Regions from separate parts of the Homo sapiens genome. Here region 2 is linked to region 1. A link is a contact called in ENCODE Hi-C data. All regions are on one chromosome and are shown on one strand. The core of a region is the stretch at or near the end of the contact, and the rest is flanking DNA. Distances in the headings are between cores, read along the strand shown. Region 1 overlaps LOC124904265 (a long non-coding RNA gene). Region 2 has its middle 220 kb from the start of RBBP8.

The links. A loop is a pair of places that touch in the nucleus more often than their neighbours do. Pooled maps may share reads with other maps.
Region 2: a map of heart right ventricle shows a loop between it and region 1 (3-fold over the local background). The contact joins two enhancer-like sites. A Hi-C loop is called at or near these places in 17 of 168 maps with a recorded cell type or tissue (Calu3, GM12878, MCF 10A and 8 more), 2 of 37 single-sample maps with no recorded cell type and 17 of 50 pooled maps.

What each region holds. Positions count from the first base shown.
Region 1 is chr18:22,557,570-22,563,342 of GRCh38, reverse strand. The region is part of intron 2 of LOC124904265 (a long non-coding RNA gene); the gene reads right to left. Among named protein-coding and RNA genes, the nearest start is that of CTAGE1, 140 kb to the right of the region's middle. Within about 2 kb of position 3,724, at least 28 of the 41 ENCODE cell types and tissues checked have a DNase peak (open chromatin) inside an H3K27ac peak, as active enhancers do; they include PC-3, PC-9, endothelial cell of umbilical vein and 2 more, where a contact is called at or near this core.
Region 2 is chr18:22,708,627-22,714,379 of GRCh38, reverse strand. No RefSeq gene overlaps it. Among named protein-coding and RNA genes, the nearest start is that of RBBP8, 220 kb to the left of the region's middle. Within about 2 kb of position 3,124, at least 20 of the 41 ENCODE cell types and tissues checked have a DNase peak (open chromatin) inside an H3K27ac peak, as active enhancers do; they include PC-3, PC-9, endothelial cell of umbilical vein and 2 more, where a contact is called at or near this core.

The sequences.
Region 1 (5,773 bases), core at 2,475-4,974:
AGGCTGCCAACTATTATCATAGATCATCCACTAGAGGGTGACAACCACATATGCTTAGGGATGGATGACTGTAGACACAGTGCACATTCCACAGTCCTGAGAAGAGTTTCTTGAAGCTCATCCGCCTAAGTGGTTGGACTTTCACTTTGGAGTCGCCCATAAAAAGGAGAGAGGGAAACTATACATCTTTTCCATACTTATGGCCTAGGTTGTCTCTCCTTTTCAGACTTAGTTAAGAAAAAATTAAATATATATACGAATTTTTTGTAAGTAGAAGGAACACCTCCTATCACATTAAATAGGAGGTGAGTATCTCTAACAGTTGGGAGAAGGACATGCTGAGATTTTTTCCTATTACTATTATGGATCTTTGGGACAGTTTCAGTAAGTACTTTCAGGGGGTACTTGGTTTTTCCAACTTGAAAATGGGGGCTATTCATTATAAATCTTAGAGCAAAATTCTGATAGCAAAGTAGATAGAGGAATATAGAACCTTTTATTAGAAGGTTTTTGTGTCTTTCTAGGATAATTATTACAAGTAGTATCAATATATACCAACTAATATGCATGAGATAAGATGGCGGGTCTGAGTCTTGGTTGGGATGTGGGTCTGGAATCTTGGATTATGGACATAAGAAATATTATGAACACTTAATGAACACCTAGGCAGCAGGCTCAAGCCCAAGCACACACCACAGTAGCTTTCGAATAGTTTGGATGTATTCTAATTTGTATTTCTCCCCAGCTACTTTTGTGGGTAGTCATTTAGGCAGCCCTTCATAGAGTTCTGGGTCTTTTCCTTAACTTTCCACAAAAATGTTTCAGCTTTAGGAAGAGGTTTTGGGAAACCAGAATGTTTCCATTACTGTACGGTTAAACCTTTTGTTCACTACTTAGACAAATATACTGAGCACTCATTTTTGTTTTTTTTTTAAGAGACAGTAGCTTTTATAACAGGCTCGAACATAAGCTCCTGTGAACTATGTACATAGTAAGTCCTCCGTAGCTGTTGCATATATAATCCATGGTTAGTATAAAATTATCGTAATTTTAAATAAGACAAGCCATAGTTCTATGAGTGATATAATTTTAAATAAGACAAGCCATCGTTCTTTGAGTGATGTGTTTGAGTGATGCTTCTTGATACTTCTTTCAGCTTAAACATAGAAATCATGATCACACCACTGCACTCCAGCCTGGGTAACAGCGAGACTCTGTCTCAAAAAAATAAAAATTAAAACTAAAATAAACATAGAAACCAGATTTTCTTTGGTTTCCTCTGTCGGTGACTTTGGCTGGTTCTCTTTTGCATGTTCGTTGATGTTTCTCCTTGCCTTTGTGTTTAGTGTTTTTAGCAGGCGGTGTTTATAATAGACTAAAACTTTGGGAGCCAGACAGACCTGGGTTCAGTGGGTTTACATTGCTGGGTTTTATAAGGATTAGAAGCAAATATATGTACAGTGCCTGGCACAAAATATATAAACAAAATGTTGTTTGTTAGTTATTAGTACTAGCTGTATTAATAATAATAATGATACTATATATAATAATATACATTTGTATATATAATAATATATATTTGTATATTTTATATATATAAAATGATAATATTGGAAAGCTAGAGGGTGCAGCGAAGAGATGGCAGGGTGAGCGTGGTATAAGTCTGAATTTGGCCATCTGGTTATTTGCAAGTTCTCTTCCAGCAAATATTTGTTGTGTACCTTCCATAAGCAGCATTGTTCTAGGCACTGGGGACCAAGTGAAAAACCAGACCCCGTCCTAGGAACAGTATTTGCTGTTTACATTGTCATATAGGAAGGAGCAGTGCACTTAGCAAGAGAATTTTTTAGTGGTGCTGTTTTGGGACCTGCTTCTATTTAACTTAACGGAAACTGTTTTCAGTAACAGATTTATTGAGATATAATTCACATACTATACAATTCACCCATTTAAAGCATGTAAGTCTGTGGTTATTAGCATATTCAGAGTTGTACAATCACCATCACAATTAATTCTAGCAGTCGCTCCCCCAGTCCCCTTACTCCTACCCCCACCCCCAGTTCAAGGTAACAGCTAATCTACTTCCCGTCTCTATAGAGTTGCCTGTTCTGGACGTTTCATCTAAATGGAATTATAGAATATGTGGTCTTTTATAAGTGGCTTCTCTCACCTAGTTTAAAGTTCTCAAGGCTCATCCATGGTTATAGCATGTATCAGTATTTTATTCCATTTTATGGCTGAAAACATTTTTGAAGTTTCCTTAATGCACATTAAATACTCATATGTTGATTGATTCATTCATTTTGTTTTTCTAGTCTGTGTTGTTTCTCTCTCACTCTTTCTCCTGCCCTTTCTTGGACAGGTTTTCTCTCTTCCCTTCTCTTTTGAAAGCAACCACCCTCCTACTGTTACCGCAGACTCCTGCTTTAACTTTAATATCTACTGAGATTTGGAGCCTGTGGCACCTACTCTTTGCAATGACAGAAAATCTGGTTTCTGTCCTTTATTTCTTTCCAGTCCTTTCAGTTTCAATCTGTGTGCCCTCCAAATGCAATAGCTTAAGATTTCTTTAAAGAACATCTTAGACTTGGCCTTGGAATGGAAGCTTCAAATGATATCTAAAGAATACATGAACCAGCCAAAGGAGAAAGTGGAGGGAATTAAAAAAAAAAAAATCAAGAATGACAGCCAGAGAATTTTCACAAAATTCGGACAGGCTGTGGCCGTTTCTTATTCTTATGTCTGATGGATTGAACATTTCCCACAAGGGCTTGGTACCATCTAGGACCTGAAGATACGCTGAAGGTTCCTCGTAAAATCCAGCCTCTATTTTATTCTCACTTCCTTTCTTCTGGGTTTGGCCTATGCAAAGCCCACCGATAAGTTATAAATGACTTATCAAGCATCAGCGTTTGGAGAGTAGACGGCTCCATAAATACCTACTTGGCCTCATTAAAAAGCTACAGCGATTAAAGAGAATGATTAGTGTGGTGCCAGAGGGGAAAGCAGAAAATCCAACATCTGACTCAAAAAGGGCCAGACCTCTTCTCAGGGAAGACCGCGGGTGTCAGGGAAGAGGATCTGGCCCGCGCCCCGGAGCGGAGCGCCGGGCGTCGGCGTCTGCGGAGCCTGCACCAGGGCCTGTCACGGGAAGAGTTATGAAAAGTGCACGCGTTCTCAGAGACGATTACCCTCTTGCCCTCCACGCCTCCTTCCCAACCTCCCCTTCCACTCCCTGCTGCCCCCACTGGAACTCAAAGCATGATTAAAACAGAGAAACCTATAACGGGGATGAAATGACCCTCAAATGACTGCTTAATTACAGCGAAATGAAAGCCGGGGGGCTACAAATAACCAGGAACTGTCCCGGCTGTCACTGAAGAGGAGCCTGCGCATGAGTCATGAGTCATGAATTAGCCACTAAGTGTTCGCCGCCAGCCCCCGGCCGCCCGCCTCTGCCCTGCCCGAGCCGGGCTCGCCGGCCCTCCACGCCTGGCCCCACAGAGTCCCCCGCCCCCGCGGGCGTCCGGGCCGGGTCGGAACCGGGCGGTTGTTGTGATTCCCAGGGTTCCCCAGTCGCCCCCGGCCGCCCGGTGGGTCGCTGGGTCGGGGAAGGCTCCCAGGCTGCGCAGGAGACAGGCTGACTGAAGGAGCGCAGCCAGCGCGGCTGCAGATAAGTTAATGTACACAGAGAGGATGTAAATTACCACGACCCGCAGCAGCAGGACATTGGCCAGGGCCCTGTCAGGGAGAGGACAAGCGTCGGGGGCTGCGCGCTCGCTGACACCCACCCGGGATGGAGCCGCCAGGCGGCCCGGCCGGGGAGGACCTCTTGGAGCCAGGCTTTCCTTGAAAACAGCTGCGTGTCCCTGACACCTCCAAACTAATGCATTTTTAATCAGAGGAATTAGCTCTAGGCGTCCCATATTTTTCCAACCTCCCCCCACCAACCCCTGTCTCTTCCAGCCACGTCCCCCTCCCCGCCCCTAGGTTAGGGACTGGCAGTCCCATTCTGTTTCTTTATCGGGACTCTGCAGAGTCCCCCGCTGCCCCTACACCCCCGAGACCAAACCACTTTTAAAAAAAAAATCTCCCTCCCCACCCCCATCCTCCCACCAGCCCTCCTCCACCGCCGGGTTCGCTCCAATGCAACTTTCGCCCCCACCCTTCCCTCTGTTTATACAGTGACATCACAGCCCCTGGCTCTCTCCAAGACTCAAAGAAAACAGAGTTCAAAAAGGCAAACAGGAAAGCCCGCCGGTCGTGGGCACGGGGTGAGATTCGGTCCACCCGCGGCGGACCGCGCAGACGCGCATGTGCGCGCACCTCGGTGTGAGCCCGTCTCCACTGGGACATCCTCGGGAAAGGGCTGCCCAGGCCGTGCTCCCCGTCAGCCCCGGGGAACTCAATTCCCTTAGGGAATTGAAAAATGTCCAGTAGTCACATAAAAGAAAGTGAAAAGGTAAAACAGGTGAAATTAATTTTAACAATATATTTTTAATCTGATATATTCAAAACATTATTTCAATATGTAATCAATATAAAAATTATAAATGAGATATTTCATATATTTTTTCACAGTGAATCTTCGAAAAATTACACTCACAACACATCTCAATTCAGACACAAATTTTTCATTGGAAATACTTGATCTGTAGTTACATTTCATAAAACTTAGAGTTGAAAAAATTGATTCACATACTCACATTGTTCCAAAAATATTTAAGCATTTTTCAATAACTGAATCCAGTGTTAGTTCTTAAGTGTGAATTTACACTAATGTGAAATAAAATAAAATTTGAATTAAATGAGAATTTGGAGTTAAATAAAAAATTAAGTTTCTTTGTTGCCCATTTTAAATTCCTAACAGCCACTTGCAGCTAGCGGCTATCAGATTAAACAACAGGGATAGAGAGTAATAGAATCTCCAAACTTCAGCTCTTGTTAACATAAAGTGGAGATAATAGTATCTACTTTATGTAGGCTTGTTGTAAGAATTAAATGAAATACAGTAGAACAATGTATATTAAGTACTCGGTACAGGGCCTAGCACATAGTAAGTACTCAATAATGAAGGTAACTCTGAGAATTATTTCTCCACTTTGATTATTTTTGCACCCCCACCCCCCATCCTTAAACTCAGCGATTCATACTTCCTTCCTCCAGAACTTGCTCTTAGGAAGGATTGTTACATGAATTCGCAATAAGCTGCCAAAAATGAACAGAGTATTCAAACACTCAAGTGTCCTTCCGTCCCTATTTATTAGACACCCCTTTCACCCACAACATGCCTTCAGCTTCATTACTGTCTGTGCTGGCCACTCCAGATTTTATACATAGAACAGGTCTTCAATGGTATCTCTCCAGCTACCTAGTAAAGATCTTGCAAAGATATTTTTAACCCAATCCACCAAAACCTGAATTGATGCGTATCATCCCTCATGTGCCTCTCCTGTTCCCGCATTGGGTGGTGTTGCCATTCCCTTGAAAGCCTCAGCCAAACTCTGGCAGTCATTAGAGGTTCTTCTTCTTCCTTCATTGTTCCCCTCACCACATCCCCTTAGGCAATCACTAAGTCTTACAAATTCTACTCCTAAACACCTCCCAAATCCATTGATGTGTCTCATTGTCGACTGTTATCCTTCACTTAGATGTTGTAACTGGTCTTTCTACCTCTGCTTTGCCCCCCTTCAATTCATTCTTCGTGCTTCAGCAAGAGTAACTTTTCTAAAGCGTGAATCCAATTATGCAACAAGCCTGCTTAACACTTAAA
Region 2 (5,753 bases), core at 1,875-4,374, 150 kb before region 1:
ATCTAACAATTCTTTAAGATGCAACTCTAAGCTTAATTTCAACAAAAACTACTTTCAGAGTTTAAGGGAGCTGTTTACACTGATGAATTGATCTTGCCAAACCATTTCTAGCCTTGAGTCAAGTTAGACAAGTTCTTCAACTTGAAGCAAGGGGTAAAGATGAAAATTTGTATTTAAAAGTATGGCTTGCCCCCTGCCTCGCACGCCCCCTTCACTCTTTCCCTGAGGAGATGGCTGTTATTTCTTTTTCATGTCACTTGGTACAAAAAAGTCACTTGGTACAATTAAATCACTTCAAGATAGATTGAAAAAGTTTTTAATGTGCCTGGTTCTAAGGCCTAACATAAGAAACGAACATGGAAAACGGTCAGTTTCAAAGACCATCAAGTCTTTCTCTTAAAAGCGTTTGTACCCCAACTTTTAGCTTACTATTGGTTTCTTTGTGAGAAACTGGACATATACAGCTCTTTTATCTAATGATGTGTGATAATTTGGGAGAAGTTCTAAGGGACTAGGGGTACCATCTTTAGAGAATATGTTAGGATCTGCCTTCTCAGAAAGAAACACAGGGAAGTTCACCACTGAAATGCTTGTCTTAGCAGGGAGGTGGGAGACTCACATCACTCTCAGAGAGTTGTGTTTGGTTCAACAAAGTGTTATTCACAGGGAGAGACTGGAGGATCCAAAAATAGTTGACCTTTGGAGTTAAGCCATTGCCTTTTTAAGTCTGAAGTCACAGATACACAATTGTGTTAATTAGTGTCTGGGGAAGCCTTTACTTTACCATGTTAAAAAAAAAAAGTGGTTTCCCTTATATTCTGTTTATGAGATTTCAAGACTCCTTCATACTGGAAATCGGAAAAAAATTGCATTATAAATCATTTGGAATTTTCTCTTTGTAGAACTAAGCAACATGTCAAACATTTCATTTATCTTGTGACTCGGGCACCTACTTAAAGCTTTCTCCTCTTCTGTTTGATTATAAAAGGAGTTCTTGAATAAGAAAATTAAGACATTTTCTGGTTTTCCCTGGAGGTTTAATCAGTTGGCATCAAACAGGTATTTTTATTTTCCTGGCCTTGAAATCTTTCTGGAAGGGGCATGAGAGAAATATTTGGAAATGTCTTCTTGGTTAGCAAATACATCTTTGCTCTTTTTGTTTTCTGTTTCTTTTCTGTTTTCTTAGCCTGCCATCCTCCCTTTCCCCTCAAATGTATACTCACATGTACAGCCCCAAAGTTATTACTCTTTTTCTTCCATGAGCGGTGGAAAAAAGCTCTCAGACTGGGTTGACTGATTTGTAGTCACTGTCTATGACTTGAGTGAGGACACAGTCTGAGTGTCCTCAGGTTTCATAGCCTATAAAAGTACAGATGAGGTCTCATAGCATTCAAACCTGGACTCAACTGCTCATATTTTTTTTTTTTTGAGATGGAGTCTTACTGTGTCACCCGGACTTGAGTGCAATGGTGCGATCTCAGCTCACTGCAACCTCTGCCTCCCAGATTCAAGTGATTCTCATGCCTCAGCCTCCTGAGTAGCTGGGATTATAGGTGCGTGCCACCATGCCTGGCTAATTTTTTTTTTTTTTTTTTTTTTAGTGGAGACAGGGTTTCACCATGTTGGTCAGGCTGGTCTCGAACTCCTGACCTCAGTTGATCCATCCACCTCGGCCTCCCAAACTGCTGGGGTTACAGGTGTGAGCCACCACATCCAACCCCACTGCCCATAATTTTTTACACTTCATCATGCTGGGCAGTAATGCACAGTTCCCCTATGCATTTCTGGCAGTTACCAGGGATGCTTGCATTTTACCAGACTGCATCAGTGGCACCTGGGAAGGCCCTGTGGGCCTTGGTGGTGGTCTTCTTTGGGCACCTGCTATGCTCAGCCTGGCTCCCTCCAGGGCTCTGCTGTTTTGTTCACCATTCCTCCCTACCAGGGGGAGCCCTGCCCTCATCCAGAGGCTGTTTCTCAATTTTCTTTTGACTTTTCCCTCTAATTCTACCTCTTCAGAGCAGATCAAAAAGCTCAGTTAACAAGACTGCATGGAACCAGATGTCTCCAATTCCCTGCTTCTGTGCAGATCACAAGAACCTTTTCTTTAGTTTAAAGCACAAGACCTCAGGCAGAACAAACTCATACAAAAAGATCAGAATCCCAGATTAGATTTATACTTTGATACAGTAATTTTTAGTCCTCTAACATACAATGTGAATTTGGAATATAACATATCATTCTTAAGCATCTACTTTGTATTCTGTACTGTGTTAGGTACTTACCTTTGCCATTTCATTTAATTCTTATAATCCTTTGTATTATGTTGTTTATTATTGTTATTCCTATTTTAGAGATGGGAAAGCCGAGACTCAGAGGTAATAAGGAATTCACGTACCAAACACCGCAGAGCTGATAAGGGTGGGCTTAGGATCTGGTTGCAGGGTCCATGCTCACCCTCTCGAACAATTCTTCCCATTTTGGAAAACAAGTTATATGTATTTTCATCTCAGCAAAACATAGCGTAGCTTTTAAGAAGAAAAATGGCTCTAAAAAAGACACAAATAACTCAATGTTTAAAATAAATCTAAAATTGCTAAAAATGGCCTATCAATTAAAAAAAGACACCTTTAGCTAAAGCAGGTGAAGTGGTGTGTTTATATACCATCATCAACACTCTAGTTTTAGATATTTGCAAGAAATTCTAAGTGACAGAATTCGTGTGAAAATGCTTAGAAGGCACTTCACTCGTGAAGATTACACATGAGAATGAGCAAGGAGCTACCTTTTTACATGGAATTTACATTATCCTAGTCATCTGTCTGAAATGGACTTGTAGGCTGGTGAGATATTTGTATGGCTTTGTGAATCATTACCTGCTAGATAAATAAACAGAAACTCAGACTTTGTGGCTGCCAATCTGACACTTTTCACCAAATCGCCTTAAAAGATTCTATTCAAGGAACTTAGTATTTTGTAGATCTTTTCATTCTTGTTCCAGAAGCCAAAACCCTTGAGTGGCTCTTCTGCTGCTGAATGAAATATAATATGAGAGAACTAGTCTTGCAATAATTCCTGTAACTGTGACTTGGGAAAGGGAAGGGAGTGGAGCTTTGCAGACAGCTCACCCCGCAGGGAATGGCAGCGGGGGTGGGGAGGTGGGAGCGGGGAGCCTGTGCAGAAACCGAGGTGGGCCTGAGGACACAGGGAGGCAATCTCCGGCCAGACAGGACTCCTTTCCTGGTGAGGGACGAGGAGCCTGTGGCCTGGTATTGATCATTTGGTTCCATTACCAACTGAGAGCTGTTAGAGAGAATGTCGTTTCACCTTTCTATGTAAGATATAAGATATTCTAGTTTTACTTTCTATTTGACTTCCTTTGGAATGAGAAGGAATGAGGGATATCTTTTACACTTTAGAGCTTCCAAAGGGCTTTCTGAGGCTACATCCCTTCTAATTCTTAGAGTAACTTATTGTTATTTATTTATTAATTTATTTTAGCTGACGGAACATGTGATTTAAAGAATTAGTGACTCAGAGGTGCTTGCAGGAATCTAGGAATTCCCAGGCTGAATCCCTCCCTCCAAAGACCCAGAACTCTCTCACAAACTTGGGAGCGCTTGCACTTCTCCCTATACCCATGGCTTTAATGGGTGCCAAAACACTGCATTGAATGCAACTGAAATATAGGATTAATATTTTCAAAAGGCACTTAAGATAAATGGCTTTATAAAAAAGAAAAAAAACCAAGAAACACTGAAAATGGCACGTCTTTCTAATGTCTCAATCTGCTATCAGTAGTTACCCCACTATTCTCCTAATCTCCCATTTCAAAAGAAAATCATCTTTGATGACCTTTCCTCCTTGTTTACTGGTCTTAACTGCCCTATATTACTGGTCCTACTGGTCCCACGTATAGTGAGAATATGCAGTGTTTGGTTTTCTGCTCCTTTGGAAAATCAGTTTTGATCAAGAGCCCTGACACATCTGAAAAGACAGTGGAAATAAAATTACTTCTGACATCGTGGTTTTCCCTCACTAGTTTAGAACCAACATAAGAGAAATGTTTGAATGCCCAACTTAGCAGCAATTCAAATGAATCCCACAAGAACAGGAAACCAAGTGGAAGTTCAAATATAAGGTATGCCCTAAAGTTGCCATCAATAATCCCTGAAATGAAAACAATGAAATTGGAATATTGTTTGGGTAGCCCTCCCACCTGGTAACTAAACCAGGAATCAGCCTATTTTCATCATTTCCAGTTGAAGAACTAGCAAAGTGGAGAAAGTCCAACAGAAAGTGGGCAGTGATGTTTGCTCCTTTGTCAATGACAAAATCATGTAGCAATTTCCTGGCCTGCAAAAACATCCCAATAAATCTCTTCTGTATATCATTAGGAAGAAGTTTTGTGGAGCTGGGTGGACTTCAGAAGGCTGCTAACCTTGAGCAGCTCTGCTGTTATCCTGCCCTTATTGCTCAATGGAAAATTCAGCAGAATCACCAAGTAACAGGAGACTAGGTTCAGGGCCATAAATCTCCAAGAGATGCTCACTGACATCCACGGTGCTCTGCAGAATGAGTCTAACAAGGTCATTCTTGCTGAGCTTCCTTTCAGTTGGAGGCTACAGCTCACTGTCAGGCCCAGAGCCAGGCTCTCTATCATCGAGAAAACCCAAGGGTCAGGGGTGGGAGGCTGTGAAAGGTAACTTTTAGGCTGGGCCCCAGTGTCAAATGGAACCTGGGTGGAAGCCCTATACAGAACGTCAGCTCCTTGGAGTCCTCTGATCCTTTTTTTGCACCTGCTACTTTAGCCTTACCATGCAGTCTTCCAGGGACTTCCCACATTCATTGCATCAAATGTAAACTTCTGGCCACTGTCTTCAAAGTCTTCTCATTTTACTTCAAACATCAGAGCATACCTTTGACTCACTCTTGGGTCTAGCCACAGTGTTCTTTTGATATCTGCACGTGGCTTTCTCTATTCTAAACCTTTCTTACCCATCAATGCAATGACTGAATTCCTTTTCTTTGAATTTGCTGGAGGTGACGAAAATACCAAAGAACAAGGAGAGTAGCAGGGGCCAGAAGCATATTTGGGAGCCCTTTTGTAGCAATAGTGGGAGAGGGTGGTGAGAATCCAACCAATATGAGAAATCCAGGCCAGGCATAATGGCACACGCCTGTAATCCCAGCACTTTGGGAAGCTGAGGTGGGTGGATCACCTGAGGACAGGAGTTTGAGACCAGTTGAAACCCCATCTCTACTAATAATACAAAATTTAGCTGGGTGTGGTGGCACCCGCCTGTAATCCCAGCTACTCGGGAGGCTGAGGCAGGAGAATCGCTTGAACCCGGGAGGTGGAGGTTGCAGTGAGCTGAGATGGCGCCACTGCACTCCAGCCTGGGCAACAAGAGTGAGACTCCACCTCCAAAAAAAGGAAAAAGAAAAAGAAATCCAGTCAGCAGGAAGATGGGGCTCACTCTACCTGGGAATGTAGGACGGTGTCTTAGAGCTGCCGCAGAGCTGCAGTGGGAGGATTAGGGACTCTGGAGCACTTGTGTTCTGCATTCGTCTTGTATAGACACTGACGTGTTATTTCATTTGCTCCTCACTGCAGTGTCATGAGGTAGACAAAGCAGGCATTATTGTTCCCATTTCGGAAGTGAGACAACTGAGACTTAGAGAGATTACATCACCTTGCCCAGTAAGTTTGAACCCAAGTGTTGTCATCATTAACTACATACTGTATATTTTAT